Linked DNA regions of Mus musculus: regions 1, 2 and 3 are each linked to region 4. The links are chromatin contacts, found by Hi-C or POLR2A ChIA-PET in ENCODE. All regions are on one chromosome and are shown on one strand. Each heading gives the region's core, a stretch centred on a gene start or an enhancer-like site at or near the end of the contact. The rest is flanking DNA. Distances are from core to core; before and after follow the strand shown. Region 1 overlaps Gm34548 (a long non-coding RNA gene). Region 2 holds the start of Lrig2 (leucine-rich repeats and immunoglobulin-like domains 2). Region 3 holds the start of Slc16a1 (solute carrier family 16 (monocarboxylic acid transporters), member 1). Region 4 holds the start of Magi3 (membrane associated guanylate kinase, WW and PDZ domain containing 3).

What was found. Hi-C counts contacts between places; a loop is a spot of excess contacts on that map. ChIA-PET counts read pairs that join two places held with the same protein, here RNA polymerase II (POLR2A).
Region 1: POLR2A ChIA-PET joins it to region 4 with 12 read pairs in Patski. The contact joins the enhancer-like site here to the promoter of Magi3 in region 4. A Hi-C loop is called at or near these places in 1 of 37 maps with a recorded cell type or tissue (v-Abl transformed pro-B cells). POLR2A ChIA-PET finds 5 or more read pairs at or near these places in 1 of 5 experiments (Patski).
Region 2: a map of heart shows a loop between it and region 4 (2.5-fold over the local background). The contact joins the promoter of Lrig2 here to the promoter of Magi3 in region 4. A Hi-C loop is called at or near these places in 1 of 37 maps with a recorded cell type or tissue (heart). POLR2A ChIA-PET finds 5 or more read pairs at or near these places in 3 of 5 experiments (Patski and embryonic stem cell).
Region 3: POLR2A ChIA-PET joins it to region 4 with 23 read pairs in embryonic stem cell. The contact joins the promoter of Slc16a1 here to the promoter of Magi3 in region 4. POLR2A ChIA-PET finds 5 or more read pairs at or near these places in 3 of 5 experiments (Patski and embryonic stem cell).

What each region holds. Positions count from the first base shown.
Region 1 is chr3:104,671,382-104,677,572 of GRCm38, reverse strand. It overlaps Gm34548 (a long non-coding RNA gene), which reads left to right. Exons shown (of 4, transcript XR_867542.1): 4 at 1-22. Among named protein-coding and RNA genes, the nearest start is that of Gm34548, 6.2 kb to the left of the region's middle. Within about 2 kb of position 2,637, at least 1 of the 3 ENCODE cell types and tissues checked has a DNase peak (open chromatin) inside an H3K27ac peak, as active enhancers do.
Region 2 is chr3:104,507,567-104,513,311 of GRCm38, reverse strand. Lrig2 (leucine-rich repeats and immunoglobulin-like domains 2) reads left to right here and starts at 1,394. Exons shown (of 18, transcript NM_001025067.2): 1 at 1,394-1,856. The coding sequence starts at 1,621.
Region 3 is chr3:104,635,063-104,640,890 of GRCm38, reverse strand. It overlaps Slc16a1 (solute carrier family 16 (monocarboxylic acid transporters), member 1), which reads right to left and starts at 2,227. Exons shown (of 5, transcript NM_009196.4): 1 at 2,063-2,227.
Region 4 is chr3:104,218,281-104,224,229 of GRCm38, reverse strand. Magi3 (membrane associated guanylate kinase, WW and PDZ domain containing 3) reads left to right here and starts at 3,824. Exons shown (of 21, transcript NM_001159354.1): 1 at 3,824-4,585. The coding sequence starts at 4,264.

The sequences.
Region 1 (6,191 bases), core at 1,388-3,887, 450 kb before region 4:
GTTGTTTTGTTTTGTTTTGTTTTGTTTTGTTTTGTTTTGTTTTTGAGACAGGGTCTCACTATATAGCCCTGGCTGTCCTGGAACTCACTCTGTAGACCAGGCTGGCCTCGAACTCATAGAGATCTGCTTGCCTCTGACTCCCTAGTGCTGGGATTAAAGGTGTGCATCACTTTATCTGGCTGATAATCTTATAACTGACGTCATCTCAGTTTACCAGTGCTAGCAGAGCAGCAATGCAGTGAGGGATATCCTGGGCTGGAATTAAAGGAATTTTTAAAAAAATTAAATTAAGCCAGTTGTTAGTGGTAGAAACCTTTGATCCCAGTACTCAGGAGGCAGAGGCAGGTGAATCCCTCTGAGTTTAAGACCAGCCTGGACTACAGAGTGAGTTCCAGGACAGCCAGGGATACACAGAGAAACCCTATCTCGAATCCCCCCCCTCAAATTAAGTAAATGATTAAAAATGAGGCTAACCATAGTGTCAGAGGGCCAGTTTGGTTTAAATAGTAGTGAGTTTCAGGACAGCCAAGGCCACAGAGAAATCCTGCCTCAAAAAATAAAGACAGAAACAAATTCGCAAAGAAAATAACAAAAGCCGGCCAGTGTGTCAGATACTTGTCATCCTAGCCTTTGCACGGAGGTTGGAGGACCAAGGGTCCCAGGCCAGTTGAACCGCATAAGGCTATGCCTTAAAATGGAGGAGAGTCGTTAACAAATCAATAAACTTAATCATAGGCCTTTTATTTGTGGTTCATGAGTCACAACAACACATCCTGGAGTTTGCCTTATAGAAAAGGGGTCTGAAGAAGTAGAAACAAAATGAAAAGCAGATTTGCTTGAGGCAGCAGGGTGGGGGGTGGATGGGTGGGGGGTGGGTGGGGGTGCTGTGGGGGGGGGGGTGTTCAATGCCAACAGCAGAAGAGTGACTAAGACTCTGATATGAGTTCAGTTCCCAGCATCAAATAATCAATCAGCCAATCAAAAGGTGGCACTCTTTAAATCCCAGAACTCTGGAGGTAAAGGTAGGTAGATCTCTGTTAGTTCCAAGCTGGCCAGGGCTGCTGCATCGTGAGACCATCTCAAAAACAAAAACAAAAACAAAAAAACAACAAAAACTCACATAGAAGCCGGGCGTGGTGGCGCATGCCTTTAATCCCAGCACTCGGGAGGCAGAGGCAGGCGGATTTCTGAGTTCAAGGCCAGCCTGGTATACAAAGTGAGTTCCAGGACAGCCAGGGCTATACAGAGAAACCCTTTCTCAAAAAACAAAAAGACAAAACAAACAAACCAACAAACAAAAAACAAAAAAACCTCACAAAGATAGGTTAACTGGGCTTGTACAGGTTAGCCCAAAGGGGATTTCCTATTCATAACAGCTAAACTGGCTTACTTGGAATTACAGCTATTTCTCTTTTTGCCATCATCATCATCGTCACTATCATCAGTGAAGGTTGGTAAACAACCTGGTTTTGGCTCCACTAAGCATGATTGACTTATCTTTGCCTTAGCTATGTGCCCAGTACCAATAGCCTCCCATAAATCTTAACGCTTGAAAGTCAGCTCGCATTCCCTCCGGTGGATAAATTGTCAAAGCCCAGTTGATGATGGGTGACTCTGGTTTTCTTGCGAACTTACTCTGGTTTTGTAATTTTGTTTTTGTTTTCCTTTCTTTCACTTCCTAGACGAAGCCCTTTCAGAGTGGGCAGGGAGACAGACACATGAGGAAATTCACTTCAGCAGGGCATCTGCTAAGCGTGGCAGGATTCCTGCTCCAGACTCTCAAAGCCTCCTATTAATGGAAAGAGCAGGTTAACCTGGTCTGACCGACAGGAAGCCACCGTACAGGAATAGGTGGAGTTCTGACATCCGGTGGGGACAGCTGGGGGGAGCGGATGGGGGAGGGGACACCTAGGTGTGCCAGGGGAGCCGAGGTAAAGCTAAGGTCCAGGGGGCCAGCGTGCTGGGTGGCTATGGGCCACACGAGGGCGCCGCACACTGCCACGTAAGGGCCTGAACTGTCTCTACGGAGCTATGTCGGAGAAAAGGCTTTGATGGGAAAGAGGGTGGGCGGAGACCATCCTGGGTGTCCAGCGACGGGCCCCTCTCTTGTTCCTTGAAGGTCGGCGTGAGGTCTCCCTGGACTTGGAACAGCCGCTGTTCAGGTCCTGAGGAATTAACGCCTCTGTAGATCAGGTCCAGCTGTGTGTAGGAGGGAGGATGTTTGCGGTCACTGGGGTGTGTTGTGTTAGGAATGACCGCAGTACTGGGGTGTGAGGGTGGGTGCGTGGATTTCTCCAGAGGTGTAGGTGGGAGGGAGTAGACAGTTTCTACTCCCAGGGGGCTGGCGCTAGTGTCTTCTAGGAGCAGCACTTAAGGCAAGATGTAGACCCCATTAGAATCAGACGATCTTCCCATCAGAGGAAGTCCCCCATTTGGAAACAGTCAGGATGAATGGTTGCTTTAGCTTGGCCAAGCTGCTGGGGTAAACGCCTCAAGCAGAAGCTGCATCAAAGCCTGGAGCCTGTCCAGCCATGCAGCTCAAGCACCCGGTGTCACCGAGATTTGTCCAGGGGGCACAGTGGAGATCTTGTGACCCAGGAAATAGCACTGGTCTTAGTTTAGATCAGGACATTTCCCCCTGAAAGCTGCGTGGGACAGTGGCTTGGAGCCCAGATTGGGGGGGGGGGGGAGGGATGGGAGGGGCAGCTGGAGGCTTCTGCCCACTCTCACCTTTGTCACCCAATAGCTACTTCACATGAGTCAGCTCTGCAGGCTGTACCCTGGCCTGAAGGCTCAGCCTGGGATTTGAAGGCATTAGAGTTGGTAGAAATTAACCCCCAGGATGTGAGCTTCGGGCTCGTAGGCTGAGGCTCTAGCAAGGGAAGAGGACATCCTGAGGACTGGGTGTAAGCAAGCAGAAACACGGGGAGCCTAGGCAATGCCCAGGAGGACTGCAATGGGCCAGGGAACACCAGGAAGGGTCAGTGTGAACCCAGGACTCTTGAGAACTCCAGTCGCTTCCTCTCTGCGGATCCAGACACCTCTACCATCCAGCCCCGCCCAGGCAGCTGCAATTCCTCAGCCAAATGACCCGAGACAAGAGTAAGAGGAAAACAGCTTTCTGAGCCTGCCTCTAGGGGAAAGAAGGACTATAAGAAGCAGGGATCCAGGACACAAGGTCACCGGGAAGCAGTCATGAATGTCAGGCGTGAAGGGGTGGAGATTTCAGGTCAGGGAGCTAAGGGTACACAGCTCAGTGACAGCATTTGCTTAAGAGGCCCTGGCGACAGGGTTCAGGCCTCACTACTGGAAAAAAGATTTTTCTTAGCTTATGCACAAATGGTCACGTGACATTGATAAGCAAGAGTGACTTAACCCAACACAACTCCAGTTTCACCAGCTGCAAAACTACCCTGAGGTGTTTGCAAATTTAGGAGTAAGGTAGGTAAAGGCATGCCCGTCAGGGCATGGTGATGATGGCTCACACCAGTAATCCCAGCACTTGAGAGGGTAAGGTAGAACCAATGTGGGTTTGAGACCAGCCTAACTACAGAGTTAGTTCCAGGTTTGCCTGGGCTAAGGGGAGACTGTAAACAAATAAAAAACAAAACAAAACAAAACAAAAATTTTATTGTCTTTCAACCCTAGGGGTGTCTGAGCCTTTCTCCTTCCTAACAAGTTGGCCTGGGCTCCAGACAGCAGACCTATAATTTGCCTGCACAAGTGTGATAAGAGGTCAATATTAATCTGGGTGTGGTGGTGCACACCCCAAGTCCCTGCCACTCAGGAGGTAGAAACAAGAGCCCAGAGGTTTGAAGGCCATCCAGGCAACATACTGAGACTCTGAAGAAGAGAGCGGACAGAAAAGAAAACTTTGAGAATAAGTGTAAGCCAGGTGTGGTGTCACATGCCTATACTCTCAACACTCCCAAGACTGAGGCAGGAGGGAATGTCTAATCTAAGAGAAGCCTGGGCTACACAGTTGGATCAAATAAACAAAACCCTCTCAAAAGACAAACAAATACCAGCGGAAGGATTCAGCAGGCAAACTCACTTGGTGCCAAGCCAACCCAGATGTGTAAGGTAGAAGAAAACTAACATAGAGTGTTCTCTGACCTCCACAAGAGCACACACACACTTACACAAACACACACTTAAGTAAATGTAATCAATTTTAAAAGAAATAAAACACTGGCCTAGTGGGAGGCTAGGAAGTTGGAGACTAGAGGAAGTACAAAGGCTGCCTGGATGGCAGAGTTCAGTTCAACCTGAGTAACTTAGCAACACATTATCTACATAAAAACCAAAGGATTAGGCTGGAGAGATGGCTCAGTGGGTAAGACTGCTCTTCCAGAGGTCCTGAATTCAATTCCCAGCAATCACATGGTGGCTCACAACCATCTGTAATGGGATCCGAAGCCCTCTTCTGGTGTGTCTGAAGACAGCAACAGTGTACTCACATACATAAAATAAATAAATCTTTAAAAACAAAAAGGATTTTTTTTGTTGTTGTTTTTGTTTTTGTTTTTTCAAGACAGGGTTTCTCTGTGTAGTTCTGGCTGTCCTGGAACTCACTCTGTAGACCAGGCTGGCCTCAAACTCAGAAATCCTCGTGCCTCTGCCTCCCAAGTGCTGGGATTAAAGGCGTGTGCCACCACTGTCCGGCTAATAAAGGATCTTAATTTTAATTTATGTGTATATCTAAGAAGGGGTCAAAAGAGGACACAAGATCTCCTGGAACAGAAGTGACAGGTGCTTGTGAGCTGGACATGGGTACTGGGAACTGAACTTGGGTCCTCTGTAAGAATCACTGAGCCATCCTTAGAGCTTCTCAAAAAATAAAAGCCTGGTGGTGGTGGTGCATGCCTTCGATTCCAGGACTTGAGAGGTAGAGGCAGGTAAATCTCTGTGAGTTTGAGGTCAGTCTGATCAACAAATTGAGTTCCAGGGTAGCCAGGGATACACAGAGAAACCCTCTCAAACAAACAAGCAAACAATTTAAAAGATGTAAAGGCCCAGAAATACACCTCCATTATAGAACACTTGCCTAGCATGTGTGAAGTCCCAGGTTCCATTCCCAGCACTGCAAAAGATAAATAAACAAAACAGTTTACTGTAACTTAGCTGGAAGTACAGCTTCGTGGTAGATGCTCAAGGCTTTGGGTTCAATTCTAGCAATAAAGATTAAAAGTTAAAAAAGAAGTTACTATAGTATCCTGGCAGTGGAAGGGTCTTCTTATCTCTGTGTTAATTGGAGGCCTCTAGGGAGAATGCCTGGGTTTGTAGGAGTGGATTTAATGGCTTGAAGCTGGGTTGAGGAAGTGAAGGGTCACGTGGGATGTTCCCCTTGTGGGTCTAACAGGAGGGCCATAGGACAGCAGGCTTTCTGATCAGGAAGAGGCTGCGTGCTTCCTGTTAATAGTGGGCTTTGGGGTGACCGTCAGTATTCCCAACATGGCTGTGAAAAACTAGGGTCTTTTTAAAAAGAGGGCCTGACTATTGGCCAAAGGTTCACAGTTTTCCTCTCCCCTGCTAACCCCATCTCCCGACTCTGCTTCAGTGTGCTCAGCAGAACTCCACTTGGTGAATCTGGAGAGAAGTCTCTAAGGGCTCCTGGCACGGAATGGGCACTTCCTCATGGTTGGTGGAATTGAATTGCATGCAGGTCATAGAGTGGAGGAGAGAGAAGAGGCTTTCTGCGAGCCCAGTCCGAGACGGGGAGATGCGAGTGGGCACCTCCCTAGGATCAAGTGCCAGGAGTAGATGGGGGCCCCACCCTATCGGGTGGCACCTGCTGCAGAAACTGGCAGGCGCCTTGGGTTCCTCCCAGCCCCCACCTCTCACCCCTGCTGCTCAGCCTCCTCTAAACCTCCTTAGGTTCCCTCTGCCTTCCTCTCCACCCCCATCCTCCTCTAGACTGCCATTATTTCCAGACCAGATGGCCCAATTTGAAATGAAATCTTGCATGCAGTCCTGCCTTCTTCCAGTCTGGTGCACAAACTACATCAAACTACATCAAAGTGATATGGCTGAGAACAGAACAAGAATGTCACCCCCACCCCAAATCAAAGGCCTCCCATGGCTCCCCTAGTCCCCATCAGCTAAAGCCCAGACTCTCCAGAATGACCCGATATGCCCCTGCTTTCCCTGGTTTCATCTTGTCCCCACTCTCTCTGCCTGTCATGCTGGGC
Region 2 (5,745 bases), core at 145-2,644, 290 kb before region 4:
TCCAATATCTCTATCACTTTTCTGGCTTCACATTTTGCTTCAATGGTAATAAATAGTAGTTGCTGTTAGTTTTCATGGTCATGTTTACTGGGAGAAGAAGGGAGAAGAAGCTGAAGGAGACACCTTTCTAAAAGTCCTCTGCAGTAGACAAGCACACGAGGACAGTCAGAAAAGTAATTTTAACCCAAAGGCATGACATGGATGGAAATGGTGTGTGTGTGTGTGTGTGTGTGTGTGTGTGTGTGTGTGTGTGTGTAAGTGCCACAGGGTGCATATGGTGATCAGAGGACAGGGACTTGCAGGAGTCAGTTGTCTCATTCTACCATGTGGGGTCTGCGAATTCAACTTAGGTTGATACACTTGGTGGCAAAGCTATTATTGATGAAGCATCTTACCCACCCTGTTTTTCGTTTCTCCTCTTCTTTCATACAAAGCATACTATGCAGATGAGGCTGAACTGGGACTTGGGTTCTCCTGCCTCAAATTCCCAAGGAGTGCTCAGACTGCAGGCGTGCTGGTCCACACCTGGCTTGCAAAGTCTTTGAAAAGTATAGACACTATATGTCAGTGAACCATTACTGATATTTTCATTTTTACTCATTTTGTAGGTAACACACAGCGGAGAGATCACAAGGTAGCTAGATTCCGCTGTTCCCAGTAAGTCTTTTTACTTCAGGATAATTTCCTTCCAGTCTTCTTAACTTTGTTGATTGCTCAAAAACCTCAAACAGAAACCAGAAAACCCACATCCTCAAACCAACGTTTTATCTATTTGTCCCACTTGTTCTTCTGAAGATGAAACAATATTTTCCCAAATCGAGGAAAGAATTTTCTTTAGAGACAATTATTGAACTCCAGGCTACTGTAGAAGCCGGAGGTGTACTGACTAAATAGCGCCTCTGCCAATGGGAACTTGAAGTCCTTTCACAGTGACAGCGTGCCATGCTCCGGGAGAACCAACTGCCACATTTTTTCAGGGCAGGGAGTTCGGCCGCAGAGGCCGCCCTGGTTGGGCTCCGGAGACTGATGTGGTCGAAGTTAGGTTTAGATCGCGCACTTATTTGCAGCTGCTGCTTGGCATGCAGCCCTTGTGCCATTCCCTTCTGCAGGAGCCTACAGAATAGGTCTTTTTTCACTACTACTGCAGATCAACCGCAGTGAGGATTTGGCGTTTCGGGTTTCGCTTTTTCCATTCTATTTCAAGGCCCTAGTGCGCCCACAAGCGGAGGAATAGCTGCAGAACTGCAGAAGCAGCTCGGAAAAGGAGAAAGGGCCGCTGTAATGCTCGCCTCCTAGGGGGCGGGGCAATCGTAGGCCTCGCCTCTCTCAGAACCCAATTTCCGACGCAACCTCATCCCGGGGCTCCGATTGGCTGGCTGCTGAGCGTGAGTACGTTGCGTCGCGGGGCGGGGCGGACGAGCGGTGTCTGTCAGGGTTTCAGCTCTACGCCCCCGACCGCCGCCCCCTCCCCTGCGGTAGCGTCGTTTCCTCCTCTCGCCCGCTCTGAGAGGGGACAAGTGACAGCCCGGGCTCCGGGTGGCGGTTTAGCCTCCGGGCATCTCTCCTCAGCCGACTCTCTGAGCTAGCTGCTGTTCTCGAGCGGGTCCCGGCCAGGGGAAGATGGCGGCCGCGCCCCGCGGCATCTGGGAGCAGCGGCGCCTGGGCTGTGGGTTGGGACCCCTCGCACGGTTGCTCATCCTTGCGCAGGCGCTGCGGCTGCTGCCCGCTGCCCGAGCCGGCCTGTGCCCGGCGCCCTGCGCCTGCCGTCTTCCTCTGCTGGACTGCAGTCGCAGGAAGCTGCCCGCGCCCAGCTGGAGGGCACTGTCGGGCCCGCTGCCCTCCGACATCTCCAGCCTGTGAGTAGAGGGTCCCAGGGCGCGGTCGCCACCGAGTTCGGAAGGGAGCTGCCTTATTGAGATTGTGAACTTTGAATGTTAGGGTTTCCCGGTACTCGTGGGAAGATAGGGGTTAAGATCTGGGGTCTGTGACGTTCCGGGCTGGAGATGTTTAATGTTGGACTCACGGGTCCTGAGCAGCACAGCTGAGACTCTGGATGGCTGTGGGTCGGGTCCAAGTGCAAAGCCCTCTTTGGGCTGCATCATTTTTTTTTTTTTTTTTTTTTAAAATTCCAGCTTGACTGGTCCTTGGGCACGTGATGCAAACACGATCTCTCCCAAAGATACAGGATCTCTCTTTTGTCCCCAGTTCTCCCATCGGCTCATTGTATGTTTCAGTTTTGATACTTGAGTTCTTGATAGGGTTGAAAACCTCTGCATGCCTAAGGAAGATCATTGCTGATCTCTAATGTTTTGTAAGAGCAGTTATTCTTTAGTAGTCAGTTTAAAGAGGGGAAAGATTTTTTTTCCCCAAATCACGATACTTTGTCTTCACTATGTTCCTTTGAGTTAAAGAACCTTCATTTCAGATCTCTTTGTTTATGTATGAGAATCCAGTGCAGTGATCGAGTGGATTCTCTAGCTCTGACTTTAAATCCTGACAAACTTGTATTAGCTAGTGGCATTTGGAGAGCTCACTGCTCTGAGTCAGTAGGCATTAAATAGAACAGTAGGTATTAAATGCTGCAATTATGAGACTTCTTAGCCACCAACATACAGTTATGTCTCTGCCACTAACTGATCAACGTGCTTATTAATTGACTTCTAGAGTTACCTCTGAAAAAGAGTTATCACTAAAAATAGTTTTGTGATATAATTAAAATACAAAGATTGGTTAGGTTCTTAATGGAAAAAGAATACAGGTAGAACATCTGTATTGCAGAGGTTAAGTATACATTTGCAGAACGTATTTATAGGTTAGCATAGATAGGAAAGAAGCTAATTCCTGTATTCATTGAGAAAATTAGTAACTGCTACAGTTACTATAGAATTGCAATATAGTAATACAGCTCCTGTCATTTTGTGGTGGTTATATCTGAGGCTTATTCTGGTTTGACTCAGACTTTAGTATTATCATTTAGCATAGTCTGAATTAATCCAAGCACAGCATCTTCTTTATACAGTAGGTGCCTTTTTTGAAGAAATTGATGAGACAGCTACCTGATTATGATAGACTGAATCTGACATAGGTTTAAAAACAGTCTGACTTAATGTAACTAATTGAAGTAAACATGGCCTGCTTTTGAAGATCCTTCAGTGAGACTTGCTGAGTGTGTTTGTTTAGTATGCATGAAGTTGGGTTTGAACATTAGTGCTGAAAAAAATAAGAAAAAAATCATTAGCAAGTATATAGTAATGTTACCAAAGATGCTAATTGCCAGAAGATAACTGACATTTGGATTTATTTATTTATTAATTTTATTTATTTATTTATTTTGTTTTTTACCTTTTGTGTTTTGAGAGGGGATACTGCCAGGTAGCTCAGGATAAGCAACTCTCCATCCTCCTGCCTCAGCTTACTGACTGCTGCCCACCATTCCCAGCTTGCATTCAGAAAATTGAAATAAAAATTAAATTGACATTTTTAGTTGAAGTGAAATGCCTTGGAGAATAAATTCCCTTATAGTCGATTATTTTGAATATAGTTTCACTAAAAATACCAAATCACAGGCAGAATGCAGCCATGTTCTTTGTCAGGGTGTCATTCGAATGGGCTCTAGTTTGGTTGCCTATAGAGTCCTTGTTCTCTGAAACTTAATGAGCATAGAGTCTACTGCTTATACTGTTATCAGCATTTTGGCATCAATGTATTGCTCACTAACTTCTTAACATTCTAGGGCTTTTCTAACCCATAACTCAAAATTCTGCTATTTTCCTTTTGCAAACCAGTTCTAAGAGCCACAGAACAGTATGATCAGCATATTGCAACAACAGCCTCACTTCTTAGTGTGGAATTTTTATATTAGTTAGTTACTCTTTTTTTTTTCTTTTGGTTCTTCAAGATAGGGTTTCTCTATATTGTCCTGTCTATCCTGGAACTCACTCTGTAGATCAGACTGGCTTCCAACTCAGAGATCAGCCTTTCTCTGCCTCCTGAGTGCTGGGGTCAAAGGCATGGGCCACCACTGTTCCTTTTCTTGTTGCTGTGACCAATTATCTGACACATATCAACTCAAGGGAGGAGTTTTGGCTTATGCTCTAAGAGATGGAGTCTTATAGAAAAGAAGACTCTGTGGTAGAAGGAGCATGCACTGGCTTGCTCACAGCTAGATGGAAGAGGAAACAATTTTTTTGTTGTTTGAGACAAGGCCTTTCTAAGTAGTCCAGGCTGTCCTTAAGCTTCTACTTTTCCTATTTTTGCCTCCCTATTGCTGGGATCATTCTGTGAACGACACTGGACACTGGTGTGTCTGTAATTTTTGATTTGTGTCATAATGTTGATGCTTAAGAGTTTTGGACTTTGGAGGATTTTGGATTTTCTGGTTAGGAATATTCAACCTATATTTAAATCCTTCCTAGTTATTCTGACATCCAGTGTTAATGGAAAACCACTTAGCCAAAATAGCTATAGAGTGCTAGGGCCTTGTGCCTGCTAGGCAAGTCCTCTAAGCTCCGTCCCCAGCCCAAGTTGTCAGTGCTTCCCAAATGCCAATTTAGGAGATCTGTATTTTGTTTACTTCTTCAGAATTCTGTTGTGCTTTGGAAGACTCACAGATCCATTTTATTTATTTATTTATTTATTTATTTATTTAGAGACAGGGTTTCTCTGTATAGCCCTGGCTGTCCTGGAGCTCACTTTGTAGACCAGGCTGGCCCCGAACTCAGAAATCCTCCTGCCTCTGCCTTCTGAGTACTGGGATTAAAGGCGTGTGCCACCACGCCCGGCTTCACAGATCCATTTTTATTAAAAATACTTTGTAGGGAGCTGAAGAGAATGCTCAGCAGTTAAAAGCACTGGCTGCTCTTGTAGAGGGTAGGGTTGAATTCCCAGCACGCAGGCAGCTCACTGCCATCTGTAACTCTAGTCCTAGGGGATCTGAGGCCAGGGCTCTACTGAGAAACCCTGTCTCAAAAAACCAAGGGGAGTGGGGGATAGTCACATAGTTTTCTAATGCTTGAAAATGCATTTCTCTCATCTTAGTAAGTAGCCTTTTTAAATGGGCAAATTTTTATTTTTAATGTGTATGTGTTTCTCTGTCTGTCTGTCTGCCTGCCTGCCTGCCTATGTACATACAAGTGCCTGGAGGTCAGAGGCATTAGATCTCCATGAAGTAGGACATTGTGAGCTGTTAGGAATTGAATTTAGGTCTCTGGGAGAGCACTATATGCTCTTAGGAGCTGACCATCTATCCATCCCAATCTTATAGGTCTAAATTTTTGTGGGGAGGTAATATATTATGAGATTATGAGATTGTCCTTTCACATTATTTCGAGGCAGAGACTCTCAGTTAAACCAAGATCTAGCTAGCTTGCTGGGGGAACCCCTGTCTCTGCCTTTGGAGACTGGAATTACAGGTGGGCCACCATACCCACCCAATGTTTATGTGGGTCTTGGGGACCTGAATGCCAGTCTTTAACTTGCCAAGTGTTTTTAACTGTAGAACTATCTTCCTAGCCCTGCTTTATTCTTTAAAGGGTGTCCTAAGCCTAATGAGAAACTGGCATTTAACCAATGGAGAAAGAGCATATTAAAAGCTTAGCAAAAATGTTTTTAAGAAGGGCTTTTAATGTGTTCTTATATTTTCTTTTATGTGCCAAAGTAGATGACTCAACTAATTCTCTATTACTCTAGTCATGAAAAATGTTAGGATGTTCACTTAATACAAATTAAAATCAAAGCTATTTAAAT
Region 3 (5,828 bases), core at 978-3,477, 420 kb before region 4:
GTGTTCAAGTTCCATATTCCTAGTCCATATTCCCTAGTATGGGAAATAAAAAAAGTCAAGTAGGCATTATACGGGGACCCAGACCTTGCATGAAATGCATAATAGGAAGTTCCTGAGGCACAGTGGGAATGAAAGTTTCAAGAAGTTGGGAAAATACTAATCTAACACTATTTTTTGTCAGAGTTTATAGGTATCCAAGTTTACACCACCTTATCCCCCACCCTGCCCCCCTTAATCTGTTTAGGATTATGTAAATCGTACAGCTAAAGCTTTAAAACTCTCAAAATGCTCCTCAAACTAAGAACTTTCATATTTAACAAGGTCACAATCTGATAAACCAACAGCATCTACTTAAACCCACAATGAAATGACTGAAATACACTTAATTAAACATTTATTCTAGGACTGGGCATGGTAGCAGACGCTTTTAATTCCAGCACTGGGGAAGCAGAAGCAGATCTCTTCTGCGCTCAAGGCCAACCTGGTCAACAGAGTTCCAGGACAGCCAGGGATACACAGAGAAGCTCTGTGTCGACCCCCCCCCCCCATCTAAAGTCTTGAATTATTGGTCATTTCTTATGATACTTGGAAAGCAAAGTTGTAAAATTTAGTCATTTTTACTTTTTTTTTTTTTTTTTTGAGAAGGGTCTCACTATGTAAAGCCTATACCTCCTGCCTGTACACCTTGGATTTAATTTCCGAAAGGTTAAGGCGATGGACTGACCACTTCCTTCTCCTTTTTTCCTCTCTCTCTCTCTCTCTCTCTCTCTCTCTCTCTCTCTCACACACACACACACACACACACACATACACATCCCCGAAGACTTGGACTTAGAAGCACCATTTACCACTTAATTAAAATAAATGAATGATGAATAAATAAATTCAAGAGTCTCTTATTCAGCTGAGAAAAACAAGCAAAACACGAGAACAAAAACCCACCCTGCTTGATTTAATTCCCATCCACCCTTTCCCAAACTCTCGTACAATTACTAATCTCACACATCAGCATATACTCATTTAAAACCAAAGTAATTTTTTTTCAATGCCGACGATCAAACTTTGGAGCCTCAGGCATGGTAGGCCAGGCAGGTAGGTACTCATGCCACTGAGCAACACACCCCGAGCCTAAGCGGAATGACGCCTTAAGATTTCAAAATTAGTTATGGGTAAAAAAAAACAAAAGTAGTTTGTCACTGTGTAACTACTAGCAGTAGCCCGCCAGTTTATAATGAGCCACTGGAAAACGGGAAAAGACTGAAGTAGTAACACGTGCGTTTCCTGGTTGAGTGATCAGACGCTAGTTTTCGTAACTGCTGGTTGCACCAAAAACGCCATCATAAAGAAAAGCTAAAATGTACTCGGCAAAGGGATGTACTTGGCCCAGAAAGTGTGCTCTGACCAAATATAAGGACGTTTAAATCTGCTCCACAGGGATGCCTTGGGACCCCGTGCCCGCGGCAGACGCGCCGAAGCCACAGGTTGGACCATAAAGAGCCCCTTCCTCAAAGTTCACTCGAACCCCGTAGTCTTGTACCGGCGGTCCGCAATGCAGCTCCTCACATTCCTCACACCACTCTAGCAAGTCACCTGGTGGGACACCGATTGGCAGACCGGGGAGGCTGGGCGGGTATGCCACGAGTCCTAAGTAACTCCCGCCCCAGCAGAAGGCGGCAGGAGTGCACCACGTGAAGCGGCCTCAGGTCGTCCCTCTTCCCGACCTAAGCATCTCTCCAGGCGCCTAGAGTAGGCAGCGCTGGAAGCGTCTCCCCCAAGGTCACCGGGCACCATGACCCGACTCCCGCAGCCCGGCGGCCGCCACCTGACCACGGGCCCGCAGCTCGGCCGGGAGAGACGCTGTGCCCAGCGCCTCAAGGTCCCCTTCACCCACGCCACGTTCCGGGCCACGCGGCTCCGCGCGCCCAGGATGCCGCGTCGCTCGCCCCGACCCTTGCCCCAGGGAGGAAAGTCCCCGCGTGCCCGCGGGGCTCCGCGACCCCACCGGGGCACCAAGGGCACCGCGGATTCCGTGCCGCGCGCTGCCCGCTCAGCCCGGACTAACCGTTATGTGTGTCTCGCGGCGCCCGGAGTATGCGTGACGCGGCGGCGCGGGCCGCAGTTCCTCGGAGCCGGGGGGGTCCCGCTCGTGTCCCCTGCCCGCCGCCGGGCTCCTTGGCTGCTGCACCTACACGACCGACCAGTCACGTCGCAGCTCGCCACTTTGTCTGGCGGGGCAGGCGCGGCTGCCTTATAACCCGCGGGGGCCGGAGCATGCGCACAGGGGGTGGAGTCGGCCTTCCCGGCCGCCGCCCCCTCCCTGCCATACATACTCCCAGCTCGGCATCTCGCGCCTCCACACGCTGCGGGCTGCGCGTGCCCGCTCGCTCGCTCGGGCGCGCGCGCCGGCGCCCCCCTTCCCGCCACGTGACCCGGCGCCGCGGCCCGGAGACCCCGCACATCCTTATCAGCGCTCTGAGGGGGTAGCTTCTTTTGGCGCGTGCCGGGGACGCCATCGTGGGCCTCACCCCTCAGGCTCTGGAGGAGAAAAGGGGAAAAAAAAACTGCCCTGAGGGCGGACCCTGAGGTGCAGAGGGCGAAGGCGATGGACCGTCGGAGTCCGGGGACTGAACAGCATTTTGAATGGACGGACACTGGTAGACTCCGATGTGGGCCTGGAACCCGGGCTCGGGGACCCTGGGAAGTTGCTGGAACCCTCCGGGCCTGTTTCCTTGCGCTACATCAGCCACTATGGAGGCGTTAGGAAGTTTAATGTGCGATTTTACGCAAGTATCTCGTCACAGAGCCTGACCTGTGGCATTTGATGAACGCTTAGTTTAAGGACAAGCCGGTCAGGAGAAACTGGCCCCGGGGCAGAGAGTGTGTACGTTGGAAACGCTGATATGAGCATGCTCTTAGGCCAGAAGTTTATGAACACTGGATTTGGGGGACGGGTCGGGATTATGGCTAGTGGGATTAGGACAGTTGCATGCTAAGTAAGCACTGTACCAGAATTATCTTGTATGATCTTCACAACCGTATTAGGTGCCAAGAAGATCTTGTAACTAAGGAACCCCGGGCTTCACGAGGTTAACTGGCAGAAGTCACCAGGCTAGGAAGTCGCCAACATTTAAAGTCAAAGCCACAGAGCCTGGTGTCACAAGAGCCATTTTCGGTTCTTCACCAAGCCCAGATTCCAAAGTGTCTTGAAGTGGTAAACTAGTGAGTACTCTTGATGGCCAGGACCCTTGATATTTTTATTATTACGAGATGGGTATTTGGTTGGTTGTTTTTGATTTCTTGTTTTTTTTTTTTTTTTTTTTTTTTTTTTTTGAGATAGCCTCGTGTGTGTGTATAGCTCCACCTGGCCTGGAACTCATCATGTAGATCAGGCTGGCTTCGAACTAAGAGAGCAAACATGAAAAAAAAAAAAAAATCAACCCGCCTCTGTCTCCCTACCGCTAAGATTATTTGTTTAATTTTGTGTTTTGAGACATGGCCTTATTATGTATTCTCTTGGCTGGCCTGAAACTTGTAACGTTGATTAGACTGGCCTCAAACTCAAGAGATCCGCCTGGTTTTGCTTCAGTGCTGCTATTAAAGGCATGTGCTCCATCACACCCAGTGAGAATATTTTTTAAAGTCAGGCCTTCTGGCTTCCAAGGCTCTTACTGCATACCAAGATCCTGCCCTCCCCGCCATTTGCTCTTCGACCTCTCCCTACCTACACTGGTTTTCCTAATCCTCCGAAATAGGCCCTCTACTTAGTTTTGTGGATGAAGAACCAGAGATTGAAAAGAGGCCCTGTGTGCCCCAGCACTCAGGAGGCAGAGGCAGGCAGATTTCTGAGTTCGAGGCCAGCCTGGTCTGCAAAGTGAGTTCCAGGACAGCCAGGGCTATACAGAGAAACCCTGTCTCGAAAAACAAAACAAAAAACCAAAGAGGCCCTGTGTGCCTTCAGCTCCCCTCTGCCTCCTTTCAGTATGAAGAGTTCATACTAGGAACTCTTAGTAGGATCCAGTTTGAAATCCACCAAGTGCTGCTTATGAGCAATATTTTGTCTTTTACATCTGATAAATACATAGAAGGGAAAAGCTCTTCAGGTCTTTAGGGTGGTTGGAACTTAAAACAGTAGTGGTTTAGGGTTGTTAGGATAAGACATTCAGTGGTACAACATTTAGCTTGCAGGAGTCTGGCCCCTGTTTAGACCTTCAGCACCACAAAAAACGGAAGTGGGGGTACTCGAAGTGTTATTGTGGTAACTGTTCAGGGAGATGGTTTGAAAAGGTGAACTAGAGAGGTGGGAAGTTTCTGGATGGTTTTGTTTGTTGACCTCAAAACCTTACCTGTCTGTGTATGTGAAATGCTCATAAACTTGTGACACTCTCTCCCTCCCCACACTAAGATGGCAGGAATGAGCCTGATTTCAGGGTAGGCAGTACAGGATGGAGTGGGAAACTGATACATTCACAATAGAAATCTGGGAGCCAGGTCTCCAGAGTTCCATCTTTGATACTTGACAACTTATATTGTGCCCTTAGGCAAGTTAAGCCTCATTCTCCACTCTGTGCAAGAAAGGTAAGATCTAGTTCCTGGCCTACCTTATAGGATTGCTATGGTAATACAGTTATACAATTAAGATTTACTTCAGGGCTGGTGAGATGGCTCAGTGGTTAAGAGCACTGACTGCTCTTCCAGAGGTACTGAGTTCAATTCCCAGAAACCACATGGTGGCTCACAACCATCTGTAATGGGATCCGATGCCCTCTTCTGGTGTGTCTGAAGACAGCTATAGTGTACTCATATATACATAAAATAAATAAAAATAAACCTTTTAAAATTTTTAAAAAATTAAAATAAAAATTTAAAAAGATTTACTTTAGACCCCATCCCCCACCCCAGCGCTTTGGTAAGTGCTCTGCTACTCAGCTGTAGCTTCAGACCATTTTGTTCTTATTTCACTTAGGTTTTATTCATGTAAGAAACACTTTTAGGCAGTGAGATCTCTGTGAGTTCAAGGCCAGCCTGGCTTACAGTGCAAGTTCCAGGATAGCCAAGGCCATACAGAGAAACCCTGTCTCCAAAAACCAAACCAAAACAAAACAAAAAACCAAAGAGGCCCTGTGTTCTGTCCGCTCCCCTCTGCCTCCTTTCAGTATGAAGAGTTCAGCATGTTAGTAGGATCCAGTTTGAAATCCACCAAGTGCTGCTTATGAGCAATATTTTGCCTTTTACATCTGAAAAGTAAACACCAAAAGAGTAAGAAAGAAGAGAGACTAATGGAGGAGGAATATGGTCAAAAGCGCATTTATATGACAGCATGAGAGAATAAATAGAAAAATTTCTAACATAAAACTTAATCTAAAACCCTAAAGGGTACCCATTAGCACCTACTTCCAAGGCACTGAGCAGGATTATATTATTGCTATATGTTATGTTGTAATTTTGTTTTTAGAAAGAGCTATTAACGTTTTTTGAAGACTCAGACCCTACACAACCTGGCTTGGGGCAGATAGGGACTTAATGTTGTGAGTTGAGTATAATTGGAATCAGAGGACCTAGCCCCATAATTGCTATTTGGGCCAGTAATTAATTGAACTTTGGCTTTAAGTCCTTCCTCAAAGTACGTTAAAGGTAGTACTGAGAAGCCTGAGCTATTGTGATAATCAATGAGGTAGTATTTGTAAAAGTGGTTAGTGATTCTTTGAAAGGCCTCCATAATTTTTATAAATTAATACTTTATTTTTTAGTTATAATTATTTAGTGTGTGTGAAGAAACTACTTTAGGTAATCAGTCCTCTCTCTCCACCACGTGAGACCTGAGGATTGAA
Region 4 (5,949 bases), core at 2,575-5,074:
TTGATTTGTCACTACTAGAATTTAGGCTTCCTCCAGAGAAATTGAGACTGAAACTACAAGCGAACCCTGCTTTGTCTTGCTTTGTTGCTGAGCTGCATATGGCTGGGGACACAGTTTACACTGATAGCAAAAAAGGAGGACCCCTAGGTCATTTCATAAACATTGTATTTATAATTTTGTTTTAAATTTTTCTATTAAATAGGCAGGTTTATTTCATTCTCATTATCACAAAATAAACTTTTCACGTTTTGCTACCGACCCACCTCCAAACTCCAATGAAATGAAAAGATAGAAGCAAATGTACTTTTAAATGTAGTGTGTCAGATACTATTGCTTCCTTCTCTAAATGCTAATCTCATCCGTTTTAGTTTTAAAAAAGATTTATAATTTTAAAAATATGTATGTATGTATGTGGGTACATGCAGGTGTAAATGCAGGTGTCCACGGAGTCCAGAAGAGGGCATCAGATTTCCTGGAGCTGCAGTTACAGGCACTTCTGAGCTGCCATGATGTGGGTGCTGGGAGCTGAACTCAGTGATCTGAGAGAGTAGTATGCACTTAGCTGCTGAGCCATCTCTCCTCCTTCTCACTGAACTGCCTCAGCTTTGCGCCGATGTTGTGCAGCCGCGACGTACCTTCTGAGTTCCAGAGGGGATATGCCATGGAATTGTATTACCCTCAGCAGAGACTGGCATTTGGGCCCTTGTGGACAATCAGCTAGAAAGGAAATCCTGTTGGGAGGAGCATTTGGGGAAGACTTTTTGAGTTACAGAGTGTAGATCATCTCCTTAGGACGTTGTTGAGGATGTAATATTTGGACCCAATAGCCATCTTGAGACCTAAAGTGTTTTTCATACAAAATATATTACTATCTCTGTAAATTAGCGATAACCCAGAGAAACTTTGGGAAGCATCAAATTCAGTTGTTTCATTTATTTTTGTTGGGCCTGGTTTCATATTGTTTGATTTAGTAATACACCCTTAGGAAAAACCCGAACTCTTAATCCAAAAGATAAGTTTAAGAAACAATGATAACGTTGAAAACAATTTAACCAGGGGCCATTTCAGAGAGATCATTTATGTGACATCCATGACTATGTAGTAATTTCCAGCAGTGTCCTACCATCAGTAACTCACCGAGTAGGCAGAATATTCCGACTAGGGGGAAAATGACCCACCTAAGATGGATATTTGCAGAATTGAAGAGGTACCCACGGATGCATTTAGCCTTATCACAAACATTATGATATAGCATAAGCCAACATAACATTTTGTGGAGTGTTTGCTATGCTGTCTATGTGGAGTGCTTGACTCATCTGCAGACAAGTCTCACCACAACTCAGTGAAGTATTGTTGTCATACCTGTTTTGTGTATGGGGAAATGGAGGTTAGGTGACAACAAGCAGCTTGCTAGGAAATGGAAAAGCTGGTATGTGAGCCTGGCTCTGAAGCTAAGGCTCCCTAATGACTGCAGTTTTCTGCCTGAGAATCAATTCATGGTTAAGACACTGGGCAGATGTTAGATGACTTAAAAAAAAAAAAGAAAAAAGAAAAAGAAAAAAGACACACAGCAGGCAGACATTGTTGGGTGACTACTTAACAACTATTCTCTCCTCCTCCCTTAAAGAGGACCTCTGCTTTGTTTGAAGGTGACTTATGATCAAGTTAGTGGAATGCTAGTAATTGCATTTTCTTTTGCCAGTGACTGGTCTAAGGTGGTCATGGCTCCATTTTTCTAGCCTACCACAGTGGCCACAAGCTAGGTAGGATTTTTCTCTTTCATCAAATTTGGACTAACATTTTCTTACCCTTCTTTCTTGCTTCATATAATGACCTTTGAGGATGTGATGTCTGGAGCTATGACAACCTTGTAATTAATAGGTGACAGGCTTGGAGACAAAAGTTCATATGGATATGATGTGGAAGAGTAAACACAAAGAGCTCCGGACCTTGATAATAGACTGTCCAACTAGTCCTCAAACTACCACACTTAAACTTTATGTTAAAGATGTAATAAATGACAGTGTGCTCTAAGCTATTATTTGTCAGATGTTTTGTTCCTTGTTGCCAGAGCCATTCTAAACAGATACAGTTTAGGCAGAGCATTGTGTTTCAGTCTCAGCAAAAATAGAAGATGTGAAGGCAATCGAGTATTCATTCAGGAATTTATTAGTATTAACTAGTTGTCCATAAAACAAGTTAAATTTTTTTTTAAATTTCAGATGTTGGTCTATTTGAATGATCCACATGATGCCTGTGAAAAGTATTTACTCCATTGGGTTCCAGACGCTGGGCTTTCTCTACCCCCATCATAAGTGTGAAGGCCATCTGGCTTCCAATCCACTTGGCCAGAGGGAGCCTCAGCAGGATGGAGGGTGGTATTAAAGAAATGTAGTTTCTCTCTTGGGTGACTGCTCAGCAGACAATCAAGGACTGAAGGTTACAGTCTGGCAATCTCTCCATCAGGGTGTAGATAAAGGTCCTGTCTCTGCCTGGCAGGTCCCAAGCCTGCAGCTCCAGGGCTCCACTTCCCTTATTGTTTCTTGAGTCCAGCCCACATTTAGTGTTTTTATTTCCCCAGTTCAATGGTGTGAAGGAAATCACTGTAGCTGTCTGAAGCTTGATCTAGTTTGTAGAGCTCCTCGGAGTTTAAAATAAGGGCTATCATTAAAGGGAGTCAGAAGACATGCCCTGTCACAAAAGTGAGACAAGTGCCCCAGTTCAGAGAAAACACTTTCCAAGAAATACTGGACGACTATTTGGATGAGGTGAAACATTTACGAACAGAGGGCATTCCAAAGACGAGAAAGCACGCGTTCAATGAAGGAAGAAAAAAAGCTTAAGTGTTTCTGAAAAATTAGAGCTGGGAGAGATCTGAGGTCTCCCTTGTTCTGAGTCACTTCTTCCACCTTCTTACAAACAAGCAGACGCGAAGCAGAGATCTGGTCAAGGTCAAGCCACCAGTGTCAGGACTTAGCTCCGCAGGCACCAGGTTGTTTTTTAATCCATCTCCTTCCCGCTTTCCTCAAATGATCTTCTAGTCAGTCTCTCTCGCTAAGCTGCAGTCTCCTCGAGAGCAGGATCACTGTTTTCTTCATTCTTGGAGTTCAGTAGCTAGTGTAATTAATGATCTTCACTCTCAGCTTGTTTCCGACAGGCTGTCTAACTTGCCCGAGATCACACAGCATTCGAGCACTGGACTGTATTTTACCCTCAATTAACAGGATTTCGCCAATGGATCATTTAAGAACATTCATTGAACGAATTAACAAATTCAAACCCGTAGAATCCGTTTCAGCCTTAACAGGCCCATTTAGTGGCTCCACCGTTCGGAGTAGCTGGGCACTGGACTCCCAGGATCCAGGCAAAGCACTCCCAGGATCGCCTTCGGGCTCCAGCTCCGAGGCCCCGCCCCCTGCCCAGCTGGGCACGCCCCACCTTGGGGACCAGGGTCCTTTCAGTGTTTGAGTTTCCCTTGGCTCCAGCCCCTGGCTGGAGGGCCTCTCCCCTCTAGGCGACCTGTGCCCGCTCCCAGACCAACCCTCTCTTTTCCCTCCCCCTTCTCCCTCCCTCACACTCTAAACTTCTTTTTTCCTCCCTCTCTAAACTTCAGTCATTCTAGTGCCCGCCTCCTCTACTTAGACCACCCAATCAGAAATCAGCATGCCCGCCGAGGGCCGCCCCCAGCTGCCAGAACCCAATCCACGGTGCGGAGCCGAGAACTGGGCGGGTCCTCCGGAGCAGAGCTGGTGACGGCAACGCGCCGGGCGCTGCGCTGCGGGAGGGGGCGGGGCCGGGCCGGCGAGGGCGGGGGAGGGGCCGAGCGGGGAGGAGGTTGCGGCGGGTTTGAAAGCGCCAGTTTCCTGGCAGCTGGGGCAGGCGTTGGTCTCGGCGCTCCGGCTCCGCAGCAGCCGCGCTCCAGCGAGCGACTAAGCTCGGTGCGCGCGTACCGATACGAGCCTCGGTTCCAGCCGCTCCCTCAGCTCCCGCCCCTTTGCCTCAGCCTTTCCCGCCGCGCGGGCGCCGAGTCCCGGCCGTCGGCGCTGACCCCGCCCGGAGACCCCGCCGGCGCCGCCCGCGGGGCGCGCGCTCCCTCCGGCTCTCCTCAGCGGCCCGCGAGAGGGGCGGCTCGCGGCGGCGCGCGGCCGGCGGGCTGAGGCGGGGGGTCGACGGCGGCGCCCCTCTGGCCGGGCTGTGCGCGGGGCCCGGAGCGGCACCGCGGCCGCCCGCGCGGGGGCTCCCCATGGTGCAGCGGAGGTCGGGATGTCGAAGACGTTGAAGAAGAAGAAGCACTGGCTCAGCAAGGTGCAGGAGTGTGCGGTATCCTGGGCCGGGCCCCCGGGCGACTTGGGCGCCGAGATCCGCGGCGGCGCCGAGCGCGGCGAGTTCCCTTACCTGGGGCGGCTCCGCGACGAGGCTGGCGGCGGCGGAGGCACCTGCTGCGTGGTCTCGGGCAAGGCGCCCAGTCCGGGCGATGTGCTGTTGGAGGTGAACGGGACGCCGGTCAGTGGGCTCACCAACCGGGACACTCTGGCTGTCATCCGCCACTTCCGCGAGCCCATCCGTCTGAAGACGGTGAAGCCAGGTGTGTGGTCGCCTTGGGGACCCGGGTCCTGGTCCGACTCCCCGGGGAGGAGGGGGGAGGGGGCGGCGCCGGGGTTTCCCATTTTGCGGCTAGTAAAACTGAGCTCGGGTGAACCGACAGCTGTGTAGGCTGTCAGGGAATTGGCACTAGGAGCTGGCTTTCCTAATCCAGCTCGGTCTCCCACCGCATCAAGAGTTTTTATTTTTATTTTTATTTGCCTAGAGAAGAGCCATCTCTTTTCTTCTCCCCTTTGTGGAAACAGTCCTATGATGATAATCTTTTCTTTGGAACGTATTTGCGTCTTCTAACGGGGAGAAAGGGCTTTACTATGGAGACTCGGCGCCGGATCGAGGGCCGAGGTTACCACTGAAAGCTCCTGGGAGGGCTCAGCTGGCCCAGTGCGTCGTGCACGACCGCAGACGTCTGGGAGCTGACAGTCCCACTCTGTGGGTCTAGGTGGCTCAGGTGTCTGAGTCCCAGTGAGGTACAGTGTGTGGTATGAGGCAGTGGAGCTGTTGTGTCGTCTGGATTTGGAAGGAGGACCCAGGTGCCCAGCCGAGCAAATGCCTTTGTAAAGCTTTCAAATCTACAGTATTTGTTGAAGCGCAGGGTAAAAAAAAGAACCCCTTGGTGCCCTGGTGTCTTTGATGCTCGTAAAATGTGCTGCAAAGCATGTTACGCTTATGGCATACTCCCTAGCTGGAAAGCATTGATCAGACTGCGCAGTCTGGTCTGGTAGTATGTAGTAAGTTTTCTTACGAATTTGTAAGAGAAAACACTGTTGGACCTTTCGGTATTGGTAAAATATGGTTCTGGCTTCTGAGGTGGTTGTAGACATGGGCATCGTGATTAATCATTGTTACTAGAAATCAAATTGTTTCTGCTGAACGTAGATACGGTACATCTGAACATATGGGGCTGCCAAACTGACTTGGGCTAGATTTTGGTCTTCCCCGTTCACTACAAAATGCTAGAAATTTCTAGAAATTTTAACACGTTCTCTCTCCCTCTCCTCCTCTTCCCTCCCCCCACTTCTTCCTCCTCCCTCCCTCGATCTCCCTCTTCCTCATCTTCAGCTCACTTTAGGACTGCCTCTTAAGTAGTCCTTGAGCTAATTGCAACTGATGGTTTGATGCAATATCCATGTGTTGTGGGTATGTGACATAATCTTACTAGTTTACATGAAGGTACTTTTCATATAATCTATTCTATGATACTATTAAGATTTGTGTGTTTATGGGTTTTTCTTACTGTTAATCTTTAGAACTTTGTCAAACTATAAATACCCTTTCTGTGTTTTTGAGGATTGTAAGATTCTTAACTCTTAACTTTTAGAACTATATGTAAAGGGTGGAGGGAACACT